Linked DNA regions of Homo sapiens: region 1 is linked to region 2. A link is a loop called in an ENCODE intact Hi-C map of the cell type or tissue named here. Cell type or tissue: heart right ventricle. All regions are shown on one strand. Links, peaks and the distances in the headings refer to the core of each region. The heading gives the core; the rest is flanking DNA.

Region 1 (10,010 bases), core at 1-8,000, 74 kb after region 2:
TGAGGACAAAGTCACTCTTGGCCACAAATAGGCTCTGTTCACAGAGCGACAGGCACAGACGTCGGGCGGCAGGGTCCCTGGCGGCCCCCAGAGCCTGAGAGGAGCCTCTCCTCTGGGAGGCAGGAAGAGAAAAACAGCCCAGCGGCCACGCTGCCCCTTCCTCCCAGAAGAGGACGTGGCAGGAAGCAAGAGCGGTGCCAGCGGGGAGCTCGAGCCATCTCTGTGGGCTGAACCGGGACCCCCAGATGCCCACGTTGAAGTCCTAACCCCCGGACCTCGGCAAGTGACTGTGTTCGGAGACGGGGCCTTCAAAGGTGTCGTTATGGTAAAGCAAGGTGATCTGGAGGGTGGGTCCTCATCCAGTCTGACTGGTGTCAGAAAAAGGGGAAATGTGGACACAGAGACAACCCCAGACAATCCCCCGTCTGTGTGTTTTGTCGTGGCAGCATGGGAAACCAGAGGGAACCCAACATGAAGACGCGGGAGAAGATGGCGACTTAGATGCCAGGAGAGGGGCCCTGGGACGGGTCCTTCCTTGCAGCCTCAGAAGGAGCCAGCCCTGCCCGCACCTTGATCTGGGACTTCTGGCCTCCAGAACTGTGGGAGGATGCACATCTGCCAGTCCAGCCCCCATCTGTGTGCTCTGTCGTGGGAGCATGGGAAACCAGCAGGAGCACTTCTCAGCTTACAGTGCAGGTCCGTCCTGATGAACCCGGGGCAAGCTCGTGACATCACTAAGTTGAGACTTCACTGACTTCACCTAACCTAGCGACCATCACAGCTCAGCCCAGCCTACCGGAAACATGCTCAGAACACCTACGCCAGCCTACAGCTGGGCACACACATCTAACGCAAAGCCTGTTTTATAATACAATGTTGACCGTCTCACGTAAGAGTACTGTACCGCAGATTGCTAGCTCAGAGAAAGATCGAAATTCAAAATTCAAAGTATGGTTTCTACTGAATGCATATTGTTTTTGCAACATTATAAAATCAAAAAACGATAGTCCAATCATGGTAAGTGGGGGCCTGTCCACACGCCATCCCTGCAGGTGGGAAGAGCCAGAGCTGGCCTCAGAGCCCAGCTGGGGACTGGCTGGCTCCCTGGTCACTTCCCCGAGCCTGTTTTCCATCTGCAAAGTGGGACACTGATCCTACCCAAGGCTGGGCTTTTGGAGAACGGTGATGTGACGGTGACCACACGGGGCTGGCAGGAGTTTGTGTGAGTGTCAGGTGGGGGCTTCCTTCCAGGGGCAGAGCTGGGAGAGACGGTACTGGGCAGCCACCCCCGCTCAGGCTGGCTGTGGGCTCCGGGCAGACGCCAGCCCAGCTCCTGCTGCTTCCAGGACTCTCCAGGCCTCCAGTCGCTGGCCCAGGCGCCCCCGGCACCCACATTCCTGGAGGGTGTTATTCCATCACCAGAAGAGTGCAGCCGTTCCAGAGCGAGGAGCATCTGAGGAGCTCATGGGAGGTGTCCCGGAGGGTCAGGGCTCAGAGCATGTACACTGACTCCCCTGCCACCCCCCACACAGAGGCAGACAGGGCGGCCCAGCCCAGGTCACGCAGCAAGTCTGTGGCCAGGCCAACACCAAGGCTCGGGTCTGCAGGCTCCCAGCCCAGGGCTTGTCCCCCAGGGTCTCATTGCCTTGAGCCAGAGTGGCCACGCTGGTCCAACAGGTGACCTCCTCTAGGCCTTCAGCGTACAGCAGATGCCCAGTGAATATTTCTCAAATCTAATAGGAAACAGGAAATGCGCTGAGTGACTGCAGGGCACTGTCCAGTGGATGGGGGGGTGATGATGAATAACCCATGTCACATCATCTTTCAGTTCCTGTGTCCAGGCAAACACCAGGGACTGCACTCAGCACCTCCACCCACAACCCAGGTCACAGAGCTGCAAATGGCAAAACCACACAGTTGGGCACCGGACCCAGACCTGCCCAGACCTCAAGCCAGCTCTCAACTCCCTCTCTGGGAGGAGCTGAGGGGCTGAGCTAGTCCCACCAGGGACCCCACTCTCTCTCCAGGCAGCTGCTGTGGTACATGTCCCCAGTGCAGGGACCTGGCAGGCTAGGGGACCTGACAATATGCCCCCAAGCATATACTGGCCACACCTCAGCTGCAACCCACTCCTCCCCAGGCCTTTGAAGATGGGGCCACAGCCTTGACCTGGAGACACCACACCAGCCTGGATGGGGAGTCTCGCTGCCCCCTGTGCATCTCCATCATATCCGAATGGCCTGGTAAGGATGGCCACAGAGAGCTGGAGAGGTCCCCCACTTTGTCCTCGGCTCCCATCCTCCATTTCCCAGGGGACACCCTCTGTCCTGGTCCATGTGGGCTGCCAGAACAATACCAGATGTGGTGGCTTAAAAGACTGACACTTATCTCCCACAGTTCTGGAGCCTAAGAGTCTGATATTAGGGCAGCAGCATGCTCGGTCCCTGGTGAGGGCTCCCTTCCTGGCTTGCAGACAGCCGCCTTCTTACTGTGTCCTCACAAGGCAGAGAGCGCGCTCTGGGCAGGAGTCCCATCATGAGGACCCCACCCTCACGACCTCATCTAAACCCCATCACCTCCCCAAGGCCCCTCCTCCAAATAGCGTCACCCTGGGGGTTTGGGCTTCCAAGTGTGAATGCTAGGGGAACATGAACATTCACTTCTTAACACCATCCACTGTCAGACCCTACATGGTACTTGCCACTTTAGTCCACTTGCCACTTTAGTTCTTTTCATCCTGCACAGCTGGGACCTGTCCTCTCTTCACCATTTACGGATGGGCAAACAGAGGTTCCAAGCAGGAATGCACCTCCCCAGGCCACTGGGACCCAGGCCTCTCTGACCCTGGCCTTTTCCACCATGCCCCACCGCGTGGATGAGGGGATGGGAGAGGGAGAGGGGTGAGGGGCGAACCAGCCCTAGGGGTGGCAAATCTGTCTGGGACCTGACCAGTGTGGGACGTCTTCCCGGAGGTCGTGCCTGCCTCCCCTGGCGTTCCCACTCTGCAAGCCTCCTTCCTATCTGCTGCTGCTCTTCCTGGCATGAAGCAGTCCCCTGTGCGTGGTTAATGCCCTCAAAGCCCAGCACTGTGTCCCAGCACTGCTGGAGGAAGACCTCTTTGCCCGGGTCTGGACTCCTTAATCCTAATTGCGGTCCTCAGAGCATTCTTCCCTGGCAGCTGGTGCCCCTTACTTGGGGTCTCTAATCCCTGCCTGGCCCTCCCCTGTGCAGGCATGGTGTGGGCACAACAGCACCAGCCCCATCTCCAACTGGCATGAGAGGCGTTGTCACCCTCAGGCTGCAGGCAAGGGAACCCCATCTCAGAGATGCTCAGTAACCTGTCTAGATCACACAGCCTTCAACTGGCAGGGTGGGGCCTGGAGCCTGGGCCTCTATGTCAGGGAACTGGTTTTCTGCCTGTCTGCCCTCCCGTCTCCCCCTCAAATTCCTGACCCTTCTCATGTTCTCCTGATCTGCTGATTCAAGGGAGGCTGGTGTGAGGGAAGCATTTCCGGCATGTCTAATTAAAACTGGTCGTCGGGATGGCTGGCCTGGAGCCCAGGGAAAGCCAGGCCAGGCAGGGGAAACTGGCTGCAGAGGCTCTGTGACATTCACTAACCACCTGCATGACAGAGGCAGCCAGCCCCTGCCTTAAAGCGGGTCTCCTGGGGGCGTCATCCTTGTACTGACAGGGTCCGGCTCACACACCAAAGCCTGTGGGTCTACACATGGGCAGGCAGGGGTGTGCCGGCATTGGGTCACACAGCCCAACTGGGGTGACAAGGTCCTGGCTCCACCCGGACAGGCCAAGAGGAGGGGCAGGAGGTGGCACGGGGTGGGAGCCCTGCCTGGGATCCTTGCTAACCTCTGGAGACACGGTTCCTTTGGGTTCAATGACAAAAATAACTTCATTTTGATGACCTAAGGAATGCTACTCATGGCTAGAAACCCAAACAGTACATCAAAGATGAAGGAAAATTTAAAATCCCCTGCTTCCCTTTTACTGAGACGACCACTCTTAACAGCTCAGCGGCTGCTCTACCATGTGCTTCTGTAGGCCACAAACAAAAACCACACACTCTCACACACCTGGGACATATGATATGACATCACAACCTAGAATAATTCATCTATCTTCTCATAAGGCAGCACCTCGATGTGCTTTCAGAAACAATATTCTCAGCACCTCCACAGAGCCTAGCCAGCTCTGCAGAAGTGCTCGGTGCACACATCTGAAAATCATAACTTCATTGAGATATAATTCACATAGCCGTACAATTTGCCTGTTTGGAATGCACACTCAATGGCTTTTGGTATTTCACAGAGCTGCGTGCTGATCACCATAATCCATTTTAGAAAATTTCCATCACCCCAAAAAGAAATGCTGCATCCTTTACTGTCACTCCCGTTTTCCCTCCGCAGCCCCTGGTAACAACTGGTCTGTCTCTGTGGATTTGCCTGCTCTGGGCATTTCATGCGAACGGAATCCCACACTGCGTGGTCCTTCGCGACTGGCTTCTTTCACTCGGCGTCATGTTTTCAGGGAGTGTCCGTGGTGTGGTGGGCGTCAGTGCCTCTTTCCTTTTGATGGCTGAGAAATATTCCGTTGTACAGACAGACCCTATTTGGCTCATCCATTAGTCAGTGGATGAACTTTGGGGCTGTGTCTACTTTTTGGTGATTGTGAATAACACGGCTATGAACATTCGAGTGTGAATATTCGTGTGGACATAGGTTTGCATGCTTTTTGGGTAGATACCCAGGAGTGGAGTTGCTGGGTCCTGTGGTCACTCTGTGTGCCACCTTTCAAGGAACAGTCAGACTATTTTCCACACCGGGTTCTGATTTCTACGCATCCCCACAGCCTGCTCTGGGTGTGCCTGCGATTTTGATCCAGCCATTCTAGCGGATCTGTAATCGCGTCTCACTGGGATTCTGATGTGCCGTTCCCTGTGGGCGAATGATGCTGGGCATGGTTCATGTGTAGATTCTCCCTCTGGGAGTCTTCTTTGTAAAAATGTCGATGCAGATGCTTTGCCCATTTTTCAGCTTGGTTGTCTTGATAGGATTGAGGGATGAGAGTTATTCGTATATTCGAGATACAAGTCCCGTGTCAGCTTGCTAATTTGCAAATATTTTCTCCTATTTTGTGAGTTGTGTTTTCACTTTCCTCACGATGTCTTTGGCATCACAGAGGTTTTTGATGAAATCCAGTCGTCTATATCTTGTTATGACGGCTTGGGCTTTGGTGTCTTTTCTAAGAAACCATCGCCTGATCCACCGTCATGAAGATGCGCTTCTGAGTGTTCTTCTAAGAGATTTACGGGTTTTTTGGTTTTACTGTAATTTTACATGAATAATTTTACACAAATAGAATTGCATCTATGTGACTGCTAGTTTTAATTGTGGATACCCTTGCTTCGCATGTGAATCGCGATCTGCAGTGCTGATGGCCGCAGGTTTGCCTGGGGCCTTGGTGCCAGACTGCTTCTGGGATGGCTCTGCCATCAGCGTTGACGGTCTGGTCCATCTACCACAGTCGATCTGCAGTGCTGATGGCCACAGGTTTGCATGGGGCCTCGGTGCCGGGGCTGCTTCTGGGATGGTCGTGGTTGGCTCTGCCATCAGTGTGACGGTCCGTCCAGCACAGTTGTCCACAGTTGGTGGAAGCACAGTGGGCCTGAGAAGGCATCGCAGACTCAGCTGAGCTGGAGAGGCCCGCCCAGCCTCTGCCATGGAAACTCCATCTGGGACACGGACATCGTCACCTGCTGTCTGCTCTGGGCATCCACGGCTGTCCTCAGAATGCTCCAGCACCCCAGCCATGCCAGCTCGTCCTCCTGGGCAGGAGGGCGAACTCACACTCGGCTGTGCGTGGGCAGCCTTGGGGGACCCGCCGCTTTTGGGAACACACCTGCATGTCTCCTTTTTTGGTTCACAACACCCTGGGAGGGGGAAGCCACACAGCCAACCCGCTTTTTCTGGGGGCCTCATGGGCAGGGCAGTGTCTCCTCCAAGCCCCACGGTGAGGTCAGGCAGAATCAGGGCTCGAAGCTTCATGGGTTGGACTCCAGGGCCACTGTCACTGCCTGAGCCAGGGCTGCTCCCTTCAGTAACATTCCACGGAGTTTCAGAGTGTGAGGCGCTGAGGGGGGGCTATGGACAAGAGTCCCAGTTCCTCTGTGCAGGGCAGAACCCACAGGCCAGAAGGAGGGCACCAGGGAGGGAAGACTCTGGTCTGGCTGCCCAGAGATGAGGCCCTGCTGGGCACCAGGCCTCGTGCCCACACAGAGTGGGGAACATTTCAGGGGGAGGAGGGAGCCGCTGGAGGCCCTGGCACTGTGTCAGGCCCCCTCCCCTGTGTACCCCCTGCTCTGCTTCCAGGGGTCTGGGCTGCCTCCCCACTGTTCTCCCTCCCCTCCCTTCCCTCTCCCCTCATCTCACTCCCCCTGCCTCCCTTTTCTCCTCTCTCCCTAGCCCCCCAGATTTTGCCATCACCTTCACCCCACAGGCCGCCTGGTCAACACGCAGGATTGGAGCTATTGGAATTGCTGGTTGTTCGTATCTAAGGAGCTTGATGGGCCCTGTCTTTTATGTTAATATCAGGGAACTGCGGCATTCATGCTGTCCCCCGAGCAGGACACCGGGCCAGGCAGGTGCTACTGCGTGGTGTCCTGTGCACCACAGGACGCTCAGCCGTGGCCTGACCCCTTCCTGCCAGATGCCAGAGGCACACCCTCCTGAGCTGTGACCATCAAAAATGTCTCCAGATGGCCGGGCGTGTGGCTCACACCTGTAATCCCAGCACTTTGAGAGGCTGAGATGGGAGAACTGCTTACACCCGGGAGTTCAAGACCCACCTGGGCAACAAAGTGAGACCCCGTCTCTACTAAAAAAATTAAAAATTAGCCAGGTCTGGTGGCGTGCACCTTAGTTTCAGCTACCCGGGAGGCTGAGCTGTGAGGATTACTTGAGCTCAGGAGGTTGAGGCTGCAGTAAGCCATGTTCATGCCACTGCACTCCAGCCTGGGTGACAGAGTGAGTCCCTGCCTCCAGAAAAAAAAAAAAAAAATGCCTGCAGACATTGCCACATGTCCCCCTGGGAGCACAGGAGCACAGCTGCCTGTGGGTGAGAATCACCACCTTAAAGGAAAAAAGAAAAGGGAGGGAGGGAGGCCCAGACGCTGTGGTCAGTGGGTGCTGGAGTCCAGACGCAGCTCCGATACCAGCACCGTGTGAGGTTGGATCAGACTCTTCCCGTCCCCAGCCTTAGCTGACCTGTACAATGGGGTCACCCTCCTCACCCCACAGTGCTGTCCATAGAGAGTGTCCCCGAAGCCTGCACCCACTGGCGCTCGTGGTGCCGGCGCTCATGACCTTCACGCAGGGCACAACTTGACTGGACCCGTCCTTTCCCACCAGACCCCTGAAGCTGATTCATGGAGCTCACAGCTCCCAGTCCCCTGAAGCTGACTCATGGAGCTCACGGCTCCCAGCCGGATGGTCTGGGCAAAAGCGCAGTTTGGGGATTTACCTGTGTCTCCCCCTGGCACCCCCATGGAGCGTGGCTGCTTGCAAAGGGCCAGCGGGTCGGCGGCTCTCCCTCTGCGTGGCTGGGCCTGGCACCCACGGAGGATCGGGCAGGAGTGGACCGGGGAAGAGCCTCTGTGGCCCACAGGGCTCCCACAAGGTCACGTGGCAGCTGCCACCCTCTGCCCGGGGAGGGGCAGAGCCAAGCCCTTCCCGGCACACTGAAATAGACTCCCGCCACACTATGCGCCAGAGACACACCTGTCTCCCAGGCATCCGGGAAAGGGGCTCTGAAAAGGCACTCGGGGTGGGGGAGGAGTGGTGGGGGTGGGGAGCATCTGCTGACCCTTCCTCCATGTGTAGGGGCAGCAATAGTGAGCTCACAACCCCCACAGCCCCGCGTGCTGGGAGTGACAGCCTGCACCAGGGTTCCCTGAAATGGGGGCTTCAAACAACAGATACGGATTCTCTCGCAGTTCTGGGGGCCAGAAGTCTGACATGAAGGTGCCAGCAGGACCCTGCTCTTCACAGGGGTATAGGGAGCTCAGGCTGCCTCTTCCCGCTGCTGGTGGCTCCAGGCGCCCTTTGGTATGTGGCTTCAGGGCTCCTGTTTCTGCCCCCACCTTCACAGGCCGTCTTCCCTGTGTGTCTCTGCGTGTCCTTTTTAGTCTCTTATGAGGACACCAGTCACTGCATTTGGGGTCCGCCCTCATCCACAATGACCTCATCTCCATCTTTACCATAATTACATACGGAAACACCCAAACAAGGTCACATTCAGAGCTTCCAGGTGGGTGGGGCCACAAGAAGACGTGTCTCTATCTAGCGAATCAGAGTCCAGCACCCCGTCATAGGATGCGTTGCACCTGCACACCCAGTACAGCTGCCTGCAGCTCGCAAGGCCCCTGCATACCGAAACATGGCTAGCACCACGCAGAACAGAGTTTTAGATTTTATTTAATTTTAATTCAACCAGGGGACCTGCTGGTTACCAGATGTACTCCCAGGCTCTAAAACACGAATGCACTAAACCTCCAGTGACCTTGCACAGCAGGTCTCCTTGCCCTGGCTCTAAGGCAGGAAAGCGATGAAGTCATTGTCTAGCCCAAGGCCACTGCCGTGGATTGAATGTGGTGTCCCCTCCCCAGACTCACATGCTGATATCCTAAACCCCAGTGTGACAGGATTTGGAGGCGGGACCTTTGGGAGGAATTAGGTCTTGCAGGTGGAGCCCTCATCATGGGATGAGTGCCCTTGTAAGAAGAGGCCAGAGGCTGCCTCGCTCTTTCTACCACATGAGGGTGCGAGGAAAAGGCGGCTGTCTGCAGCTCAGAAGAGGGCCCACCCAGAGCCCGACCATGCTGGCACTCTGATCTTGGACTTCCAGCCTCCAGAACTGAGAAAAATAAATGTCTATTATTCAGAAGCCACCAGTCTATGAGGCTTCGTTGAGCTGCACCGAGACCACACATCCTACCTGGCTGCCCCCAGCTTTCCCCCAACTGGGCTGCCAGCACCCCCATAGGTTGTGCCCATCCAGGAACCTGAGGCTGGGGGCAGAGGCCCTGGAAGACCACACATGGTGGGCTTGTCTAGGCACTAGGGGCAGGAAATGTTTCCTTTTAACATTTCCCCAAGCTTTTGACATTTATAATTTGACATCAGAGGAAACACTCTCAATGCCATCTTTAAGGGAAAAGGAATAAAAAGCAGAAATACGTATGCCCCGCCCCCTCTGTGACTCACTCAAATCCCCTGCACAAGTGAATCAGAGGCCAGCACCCCATCGTAGGATGCATCCCACCTGCACACCCAGCTCAGCTGCCTCCAGCTTGCGCGGCCCCTGCGCGCCCGAAACACGGCCAGCACCATGCGAAACAGAGTTTTAGCTTTTATTTGATTTTAATTCATTTTAATTTAAATAAACACATGTGGCCAGTAGCTACCATATTGTTTCATGCAATAAGACTAAGACACGCTGTAAGACAGGTGTTTAAAGATGGTGTTTCTAAGATTCAGGGAGAAATCCGGGGCACAGAACCTGAAAACTTGACACCCCATCCCAAAGCCCACCACACTGTGCTGTCATCATGACTGTGTTTGCAAGACAAGTATATGCACAGATGAGTCCCCTGCGGACACACCTTTCAGCAGCAGCCAGTGGGGCTGGGAGCAGAGACAGGTATGCTCCCTCTCTCTCTCTCTCTCTGTGGCTCTGGGGCCCTGGGAGGGCTGGCGTTGAGAAGTGTCAGGGCTAGAAGAGGCCATAATGATCACCGGCCACCCCCTCCCCGCCATTGTACGGATGGGAGTGCAGGGGCAGTCTGGAGAGTTCTGTACCTAATCCTGAGAGGAGACCTCTTCCATGCTCAGAGACACTGGGGAGCCAACTGCACCAGCCCAGGACGTGGGCCAGGGAGGCTGCTGGAGCCAGGCTTCTGCTAGTCAGCACAGCTGGTGCCCTGCGGGCTCCCAGCACT
Region 2 (10,323 bases), core at 1-8,000:
GGTCCCCACACCTCTGGCTGCACCTGCTGTCCCTCCCCACCTGCAGGGCAGGGGCCTCTCCTGGTTCAGCTCTCACTGGAGCTGCACACCCCTCTCCTGGTTCAGCCCTCACTCCTGGGCCACCTGCCTGGCCTTCCCCACGCCTCCTATTCACCCTGTCCAAAAGAAGCCCATATCCACAGAGGCCTCCCCAGCCCTCAGCAGCCAAGAGCTCAGCCCTCACTCTCCCCACGGCCCCCACGTCCTCTGCTGCTTCGATGGTTTCCCACCCCGACCACAGCCCCCACTGCAGCTCCCTCCTCTCATTTTCTGAGTAGACCCTTTTCTTGCCACCCCCAACAATTCTGTCCTGCCCATTTCAGGGGCCCATCCATGCAGCGGTGCCTGCAGCCCAGGAGGCACCACAGTGGATGGGCTGATCTGTGTCCACATTCGTAGGTTGAATCCTAACCCCCAGGACCTCAGAATGTGGCTGTATTTGGAGACAGGGTTTTTAAAAGGTCACTAGGATGGGCCCTAATCTGTTATGCCTGGGGTTTCTACGAGCAGGGATCAGGACACAGACACACACAGGGAGTCCATGTGGAGGCACAGGGAGAAGGCAGCATCTACGAGCCAACGAGGGAGAAACCACCCCAGCTAACCCCGTGATCTTGGCCTTTTGGGCTCCAGAGCTGTGGGAAGGTGGGTTTCTGCTGTGCAGGCCACCCAGGCCGGGTGCCTTTATCGGGGAAGCCCCAGCTGCCTGACTCAGGCTGGGCATCGTGCAGCGGCTGGCGTGGGTGACAGTCAGCACCTCCTACACTCAGCGCACACCAGCGAGGATGGGCAACATCAGCGCCGGATGTGGGGCCACGTGCAGCAGCAGGAGGACAACCCTGTGCGGCATGTGGGTGGCGCCTGGGCAACCCTGAGTGCAAACTTGATTCTGTATCTAGAAAGGAAGGAGAGGAGGGAGTGGGCATGACACTCCACCACCTGTCCGCCACCTCTGCACTCGCCTCCGCTCCACCGGCCCAGGTCCTCTCCATGCCCCGTGTCTCCTTATATCCTAAGCTTGGCAACTGCCGCTGCCACCGCCTCTTCCTCCTCCTCCTCCTCCTCCTCCTCCTCTTTCTCCTCCTCCTCCTCTTCCTCCTCTATGAGGCCTGCCCAGCTTCCTTGGGCTTCCCTCAGCCCTGGTGCAACACACCAGGTGGGCATCAACTCTGGGGTCTGCCTGCCTCCTGGGACCACGGATTTCTGCAGGCTGGCAGGGGCTGGGTCCTCAGTCATGCCCACGATGGCCCAATACCACCTGCTGTTTGCAAAGTAGACAGCTAGTTCTGAGGTATGTGACATAGGATCTGCTGTTCCCACTGTTCCTGGGCCAGGTCGAATGTTTTACTGGCCAAAATGATGGCTGCATACATTTTATATGAATACATTGAAACACCCTTTGAGTCTCAGCATCCTCGTCCATCCCCCGGCAACAGCTCCCTGAACGGGCTTACCGTTTCTGAGGATTAGATCAGGGATGAGGCACGTGAGGTGCTTAGCACTGAAAAATTCTCCCCACTATTATTTCAGCTCAAGGTGGGCTCAGGAGATGACCTTGACAGAGAACCCTCTCCTCTGCAAAGCAGATGAACATTGGGTGTTTTAGAAGAAAGATTCTCTGAAGCCGAGCACACCAACAGCAGCACAGGAAAGTCTCCCAGGCTCCCGAGGAATGTTTCACAGCCTCCAACTGTGCCTTGGTACATATGGGAGGGAGGGAGCGTTGGCTGGTTTCAGCACGGGGCCAGGGGCCAGGTTTGCTCTCTGCATGTTTGAGGGGGTCTAGGCGGGGCAGCCAGGTCATTGTCCTCATTCCCTTCTCTGGGCTCAGTCCCCAGCTCTGCGATGGGTGGGGATGAGTCAGAAGGGAGCTGAGTAGGCCTGATTTTCCCCAGTGGGAGGAGGCTGGAGCTTTTTCTGACTTTCTCCCTACCCAACTCCAATCGCACAAAGGTGCTTGGCAATGGAACTCAATATCCATATGTTCTCCCAGGCCCCAGTACAAGCGCCTTGTTCAGACCCACAGAAATGGAAGGGCTGGGAGCTCACCTGGCTCCAATCCCCACCGGCTTTGCCTGGCCCCAGGGAGGCAGCTGTCCTTCAACAGTCACTGGGGAGGCCTGCCATTACGGTCACATGGTCTGACCCCTCTCATCTCCATGTGAAAGCTGAGGGGCTGAGGCTCAGAGAGGGCTAGTGACTTGCACCAGGTCACACAGCTGGGAGGAGGCAGAGCAGAACTCCAATGCCAAGCCTCGCTCTACCGCCCTTGGCCACCGTGGAGAATTGCCGGGACCGTCTCGCTCCCATTCAGCCGGAACGGCCCCGCGTTTGGTCTCCACAAGCCTGTTTCCTCGTTCCTCAATGGCCCCAACAGTCTCCAGCTTCCTCCTGGACTCCCACCCACAGTAGCCACCACTGAGGCCTCAGTCTTAACTTTTCCAAAGGAGACCCACCTTGGAAACCCACAACCTACAGGACCAGCCCGGCCAGTCCAGGCTCCCTCCACTGAAGTCACCCAGCCCCTGGCCAGAGCAGGGACCCCTCTGAGCTGAGCTGTCCCTGTGGCCACCTTCACCGTTCTCGGGGCTTACCTTGGGCTACCCACAGGCACAGGGCCACCCCCTTCTCACCCCAAGGTCCTGAAACCCACATTCAGTCCCCTGAAGATCACTGGTTCCTCAGACACACCACCCAGAGCCAGAACCAGACTGGACCATCAGCCGCAGCTCCAGGAAGCCGCCTGTGACCACTGCCAGCTGGGCCCGGGCCCCTCTCGGTCACGGCGCCTCTGAGCATCCTGCACATCGGAGGCTGCCCATCCACGTTTGTCTCCCCCACCAGACAGGGGGCTCCTTGTGGGCAGGGACCCCTCAGGTCTTATTCACCTCTATGTTCACAGTGCTCAATCCCAGAGCACACACAGTAGGTGCTTCGTGGCTTGTGTGTTGAGTGACCATATGATCAAACGCCTGAGGCGGGGGCATTTGCACTGGGGACAGGGCAGCTAGGACCACATCCTTCTCACCTCCGCTGAGCACCCTGGCCAGATGCCAGGGACGTCTGACATGCTGTCTGTAAACCAAAAATTAAATGCTGGGGCTCCCCAGCCATCTCAATGGACTCTATCCACTTGGCCAGGGCATGCCAAAGTTAACCTGAAAGACTGGTTCAGGCCATGATGGGAAGCGGGGGTCAGACATGCCTCACTATGCCCGCCTCCCTTTGGAATTCAGGAAAAGCTCACCAGCATTTAACATCAACGCAGACCTTAAGTCTGATGAGAAACATTTACAGTCTATTCTCTCTGAAGCCTGCTACCTGGCAGCTTCATTTGCATGACAAAACCTTACACTCCACAGAGACATTCCTTTCTACAGATATTAACTCTTTCAACCAACTGCCAATCAGAACATTTTATTTTATTTTTTTTGAGACAGGGTCTCACTCTGTTGCCCAGGCTGGAGTGCAGTGCCATGATCTTGACTCACTGCAACCTCTGCCTCCCGTCTCAAGCGATTCTCGTGCCTCAGCCACCTGAATAGATGAGATTACAGGCAAGTGCCACCATGCCTGGCTAAGTTTTGTATTTTTGGTAGAGAGCGGGTTTCACCATGTTGGCCAGGCTGGTCTCGAACTCCTGACCTCAAATGATCCACCAACCTCAGCCTCCCAAGGTGCTAGGATTACAGGTGTGAGCCACTGCGCACGGCCAGTCAGAATGTTTTAAAATCTACCTATAACTTGGAAGCTCCTGCTTTGAGTTGTCCCACTTTCTCGACCAAACCAATGTCAATCTTACATGTATTCTGATTGATGTCTCGTGTCTTCCTGACATGTATAAAATCAAGCTGCACCCCAACACCTTGGGCGCCTGTTCTCAGGGTCACATGAGGGCTGTGTCATGGTCACTCATATTTGACTCAGAATGAATCTCTTCCAGTATTTTACAGTTTCACTCTTTCCGTGGACAGGTCCTTGTCCTGGGAGAGCTCCCATCCCCATGGTGCAGAAGGGGCAGCCATGCGATCAGGGCCACCTTCCAGGCTGCAGAGAATAGTGAGTGCTCCCTCCTCCCTACTGCAACCTTTCCTGGGGCCAGGTGCTCAGGGGTTGGCCTCTTGCTGAAGAGCAACCCTGAGGCAGGGATGGACTGGCTCCTGTGAGGGTCCTGGAGTCCCCCAGGAGCTGGCACAGAGGGGCTAGGACCGGGAGTCATTTCTCCTCTTGACTAGCAGGTAGCACTGAGAAGCTACTTCCACCTGGGTGTCGGGTTTCCAAAAACAAGTGAGGTTGATGCTGCCGGGAGCCGGCCAGGTCTGCCTGCCTTCTGCATATTCTCTCCTTAACTGGCTTGCACCTGACGGAACAAAACAGAGCAGGAGGGCTCTCCCTCCCACCCCCAGGCCAGGAAGCGCCAGGCCCTCCGGACAGTTAGCTCCAAGGGGACCGAGATGTGTATGAGAACCATTAGGCCGGGAGCCACGCCAGTCCCTGGACTCGGCGCTAAGAGGCCAGCCGCTCTCAGCCTGCGCCGCCTCCTCCCTGTGTTGGCCAGAGGCCAACTAGCCCTCTGTTAAAAATAACTGCTTCAAAAGCAACTTCAAACAGAGCCCAGGAAACAAGGACGCCTGCACAGGCCCCCGAGCACAAGGACTCCTTCCTCCTCTGCTGGCAGCATCCGGTGGTTAAGTGACCCCTGCCCGCTAGGCCAGTGACCCGGAGGTCAGCACGGGCTGGCATCAGTGGGGACAGTGAAGCTGTTGCTGCCGCCTGGCCAGTCAGGCCTCCTGCAGGTCTCATGGCCGCTCCACAGTAGGGGTCAGAACCCGGGAGCTGTCGCCAGCCACCCCCCACCCCGCCCTTGCGGGGACCTGGCTGTGGCCGCGGAGCTCCCTTTTCTAGCCCTGGTCGGTTTCAGTGTGGTAGGAGTTATTAAGAAATTATTTTAGGGGCCGGGCGTGGTAGCTCACGCCTGTAATCCCAGCACTTTGGGAGGCCGAGGCGGGCGGATCCCGAGGTCAAGAGATTGAGACCATCCTGGTCAACATAATGAAACCCTGTCTCTACTAAAAAAAAAAGAAAATACAAAAATTAGCTGGACGTGGTGGTGCGTGGCTGTAGTCCCAGCTACTTGGGAGGCTGCGGCTGAAGAATAGCTTGAATCTGGGAAGCAGAGGTTGCAGTGAGCTGAGATCACGCCACTGGCCACTGCACTCCAGCCTGAAGACAGAGCGAGATTCCATCTCAAAAAAAAAAAAAAAAAGAAAAGAAAAGAAATTATTTTAGGCAGATAGAAAGGAAAAGGGGTCCTTGGGCAGTTTTCGTTTTCAAAGCAGCTCTTAGAACCAGGCAGGCACCGTTTGATATGCAAATGCAGGCCACTAGAAACTGGGTCCACCCAAACATGGCGATTCCTGTGGCCTTCTTGCCCTTGCCCCACATGTCCCTGGCACCATGGCCACCCCCACATATCCACATGTATGTGGAACATCAGGGCGCCCTGCATTTGCATATTAAAAGACTAGGGTGGGAGGGCCAGCTTTTCCATGGGCTATGTGAATGACACGCCTGGTCAAACCAATCGCCTAAGCCCTATGCAAATCAGACACTGCCACCTCGAGCCCGTGTATATACCTGACTGGTATCCACCCCACTTGGGGTTCCCTGTCTTGGCTTTGGAGCCCCCCCTCCCTCTTTCTCTCTACCAGGGAGCTTCTTCCTTCTGCCTTTCTTCTTTCTTGCCTATTAAACTCTCCGCTCTTTAAGACTACACCACGTGTGTCCGCGTTGTTTTTTCTAATTCTACTAGAGATGAAGACCCTGGTGTTTCTCCACTCATCGGAGCCACATCATCAGGAGACAGGGTGGTGTTCCCATGCACACATGCAAGCCACAGTGTGGTCTGGTGGCCTTGGCGTGAGAGGCTCCCTCACTCAGGTCCCTTCCACAGGCCTTTGGTGGGCATGGAAGGATCTCACAAATGGTGCGGGCCCTGTGGTCACTTCGGAGTCACACACTGTGGCTTGCTGAGGGAAGGGCTGCTGCCTTGCTCATCCCTGAGACCCAGCGCAGCCTCAGGGTAGCTTGTAGAATGAATCATGGACTGCAGCAGCTATTTGAGAGGACAACAAAATTCACAATGTGCCAGCTAGCTGCTGCGATCCTGGCCAAGCTCACAGCGGGATTTCATCGCGTGACTCTTCTGCCACTGTGGAAGGCAGAAAAGGGCAGACTTCCCCTGGGACCCCCTCCCCTGCCAAAAGCAGAGCTGCTAGGAGAGCATCAGGGACACAGGTGGGAAGCCAGGGCCCCTGCCTGCCCCCGTGCAGGCCTCCAGCCCTGCCTGCTCTGCTGGCCAGCAGGGGAGCTGGCCTTCCAGGAAGGGTCCAGATGCTGGGCATCCTGCAGCTTCGCTCAGACGGGCCTGCATCGGAATGCTGTCCTGAACCCCATCAGACACTCTGAATGCCCCACTTTGTTCCCTGCAGGCACAGCTGCTCAAACAAGAGCCCAGACTTGCCGCTACAGGACATCAGAGTCACTCAGGACCCCCAAGGTAGCCTGCTTGGTGGAATGGATGAGGTCTACGGGATACCCCACATTCGAGAGTAAGTGGGAGGCCAGGGGTTGCTGAGATCCGCAGCAGGATGAGGACATGGCCTGGCCTGTGGGCCTTAGGGGTGTCCTCAGGTCCTGGACCACCAGCCAGATGGGGCCATAGACCACCCTTGGGTCACAGACCACCAGCCAGATGGGGACTGCCCCAAATCACTAAGCTAAAGGGAAAAGTCCAGCTGGAAACTGCTTGGGGCCAACCTGCCTCCCATTCTATTCAAAGTCACCCCTCTGCTCACTGAGATAAGTGCAGATCTGATTGCCTCCTTTCAGAACTCAAAAGAATGCAATCACTTGTCTCCTATCTACCCATGACCTGGAAGCCCCCTCCACGCTTTGAGTCATCCTGCCTTTGCTTCAAGTTTTCCCGCCTTTCCAGACTGAACCAATGTTCATCTTGCATATGTTGATTGATGTCTCATGTCTGCCTAAAATGTATAAAACCAAACTGTGCTCTGACCACCTTGCACACATATCACCAGGACCTCCTGAGGCTGTGTCACGGGTGCACATCCTTAATCTTGGCAAAATAAACTTTCTAAATTAACTGAGACCTGTCTGGGATTTTCGGGGTTCACAGACATGAGGGGGGTCTTGGGGACTGTTTGGGCCCCCTAACACTGTAGTTGTTCTCAAATTTTCACAGCCATTGGAGTTCACCAAATGAGAGAAAAGCTCAGCAGGCCAGTCCACAAAGGCTCTTAGATGCCTCTTTGCTATGTACACTCCAAAATTTGTGTGTTGGAAACTTGGTGTCCTTTGTGACAGTGTTGGAGGTGGGGCGTTTGGGAAGTGACTGTTCATGAGGGCTCTGCCTTCCTGAATGGACTGATGCCATTACTGTGGGAGTGGGTTAGTTATCTCGGGAGTTTGGCCCCTTTTTCCTCTTTGTTCATGAGTTCCCGCCTTCTCTCCCCGTCCTGCCACGGGACGGCTCTCATCAGATGCCGCACCCTGCTCCTGGATTTCCCCACCTCCAGAACCATGAGCTGAATTAACTTCTTTTTACGTAGATTACCTTGCCTGTGGTATTCTGTGATATCAACAGAAAACAAAGATGCCCTTGTTCCATCTGTATTATTGCTCACCAGTCTACTTGTTTACCCTCCCCACCTCCTAAGCCTGGCTGCCCCCATCCTGCAGCCCGTGGGACTGGACAATGAGCCTGTAGAATCTGGTCAGTGTCCTCTTAACTGTACAAAGATGGTGCAGGAGCAGTGAAGGGTACATCAGAGACACCAGTGAATGCCACCAACCTTGTTTCTGTCTTCAGTTCTGGCTGCTTGTCGACACGCCGGATGCCAGATGGAGGAACCTGTTGACAAATTCCCAAGAGGGAAATGATTAGAGTTATTTCCCATGTTGCAGGGGCCTGTGTGGAAACGCAGAGGAGGGAGCTGGTCCATGCACAGACGTGCACTCGGACTCCACCCTCCAAGCGGCCCTGAGCATCCTCTCTGTGCTGGAGTTAGTGCCGGGCAGGGGGTACCCAGATCACAGTCCCCGCCCCTCAGGGGCTCACAGCCCAGTTGTGGGACGGAGGCAGCAAACAAACAGGGAAATGGCTGCTGTGCACTAACTGCTCCCACAGGAGGAGGCATAGGGTCTTGAGGAACCTGGGGGGCAGCTGGAAGATTCTTCTCTGAGGAGGGGGTATTTGAAGGGGTTTCAAGTCCCTGCCTAGGATGTAGGATTGGCTGCCTGCATGTTGAGGGCAATGGCTGGGCCCACCTGCAGAGACAGCTGGTGCTGCAACCTGGGTGGGAGCCAGCCTTGGGGAGGAGGACTTGCAGGGCAGGGCTCTAAGCTGAGAGGTAGGAAGAGAGAACCTCAGCTGGGAAGTGGGCCTGCTCCTTAGGGTATGGGGTGAAGAACAGGTGTGTTCGGTGGGAGCTGGGCACAAGGCTCAAACACCAGCCCCACCCTGTTACTAATTTACTCAGTCTCTGTGGCTTCTTGTGTCTCAGTTTCTCTAGCTGTCAGTTCTGCCCAGTCACCCATGTCAACAGCCACTACCATCAACATAACAAGGCCACCCGGCACCAAGTGCCCCCAGCATCCCTGGCACTCTGGTCTCTACTAATTCAACCTCAAACTACCCCAAGTCTTTGTTTTTGTTTTTTTTTTTTCCACCTAAGAATAGAGCTAATAAGAATTCTACCTTGTCAGGTCACTGGGTGAATTTAATAAAATCAAGCAGAGGTAATAAAGTATCAGAAAAGTGCTTTGTGAGTTGCTGCATACAAATGTTAGTTGCATTAGTGCGATCCTTCTTGTGCATGGGGGACTCAGTGAATGTCAACTCTCTCTGCCCACCTTCCCATCCTTCAGGATCTGGGGCACTTGCTCCTCCTGGGGCCTCCCTGAACCTCAGCCTGACCTGCCGCTCCCTGTGATGGGCTGGCACTGTGCTCACACACCCAGCCTGACCTGCTGCCCCCTGCGATGGGCTGGCACTGCACTCACACACCCAGCCTGACCCGCCACTCCCTGCGAGGGGCTGGCACTGCACTCACACATCCAGCCTGACCCGCCACTCCCTGTGATGGGCTGGCACTGCACTCACACACCCTCTGCTAGGTGCATGGCTGTGTCTCCATCTCTCACCCTTTGCTCCCACGAAGGTGAGGGCTGTGGCTGACTTGTGTATCCCACAAAAAAGCCACACAGGCTAGCACATGGTAGGGGCTGAAAAGTGTGTGTGCAATGAGGGAACTTATCCCATCTCCTGCCTGCAAAGCCCTCTGGGTCATGTGGATTTCATGGCGGCTCGTTTCTAGGGACATAGCAGCAACTCGAAGCTCTGAGAGATGGTGATTGGACTACATGTGTGTGTGAGTGCATAGAAAACATTTCTTGTTTATAAATTAAAAATAAATTATGACCATAAAAGTAATAGGGCTGGGCGCGGTGGCTCACGCCTGTAATCCCAGCACTTCAGGAGGCCAAGGTGGGTGGATCACTCGAGGTCAGGAGTTTAAGACCAGCCTGGCCAACATGGTGAAACCCCATCTCTATCAAAAATAGAAAAATTAGCCAGGCATTGTGGTGGCTACCTGTAGTCCCAGCTACTCAGGAGGCTGAGGCAGGAGAATCGCTTGAACTTGGGAGGCAGAGGTTGCAGTGAGCTGAGATTGCACCATTGCATTCCAGCCTGGGTAACAGAGCAAGACTCTGTCTCAAAAAAAAAAAAAAAAAAAAAAAAAAAGTAACAGATGTCTCTTATTAAAAATTATAGAAACCTTAAAAAATGTAAATGAAATTAAAATCATTTCTAATCTCTCACCCACTTTTTGTTGGCTGCCTTATAGTACAGGTGTACCTACAAATGGAAGGGGTTCAGTGTAATACACAGTTTCTTCTTTCTTTCTTTCTTTTTTTTTTTTTTTTTGAGACAGGGTCTCACTCTGTTACCCAGCATGGCAGTGGTGCAAATATAGCTCACTGCAGCCCCCACCTCTTGGTCTCAAGCAATCCTCCTGCCTCAGCCTCCCAAGTAACTGGGACTACAGAAGCATAGCACCATGCCCAGCTAATTTTTCATTTTTTTGTAGAGATGGGGTCTCACTATATTGACTAGGCTGGTCTCAAACTCCTGGGCTCAAGCAATCTGCCTGCCTTGGCCTCCCAAAGTGCTGGGATTACAGGCATGAGCCACCACACCCA

Evidence for each region. A loop is a pair of places that touch in the nucleus more often than their neighbours do. Peaks named below come from ENCODE experiments on the same cell type or tissue, not always from the same donor. Only the 100,000 strongest peaks of a DNase experiment are listed, where the experiment ranks them.
Region 1: a loop joins it to region 2, with 1.9 times the contacts of the local background. A loop is called at or near these places in 2 of 110 quality-filtered maps.

The regions. Positions count from the first base shown.
Region 1 is chr4:8,120,013-8,130,022 of GRCh38, forward strand. All of the region lies in intron 1 of ABLIM2 (actin binding LIM protein family member 2), which reads right to left. Among named protein-coding and RNA genes, the nearest start is that of ABLIM2, 34 kb to the right of the region's middle. RefSeq lists an enhancer at 6,207-6,831. In heart right ventricle, for the core only: no CTCF peak of the experiment used is centred there; a DNase peak (open chromatin) is centred at 3,501; H3K27ac peaks cover 912 bases.
Region 2 is chr4:8,046,275-8,056,597 of GRCh38, forward strand. It overlaps ABLIM2 (actin binding LIM protein family member 2), which reads right to left. Exons shown (of 21, transcript NM_001130083.2): 8 at 7,914-7,972. Among named protein-coding and RNA genes, the nearest start is that of MIR95, 46 kb to the left of the region's middle. RefSeq lists an enhancer at 2,960-3,571. In heart right ventricle, for the core only: no CTCF peak of the experiment used is centred there; a DNase peak (open chromatin) is centred at 4,597; H3K27ac peaks cover 1,538 bases.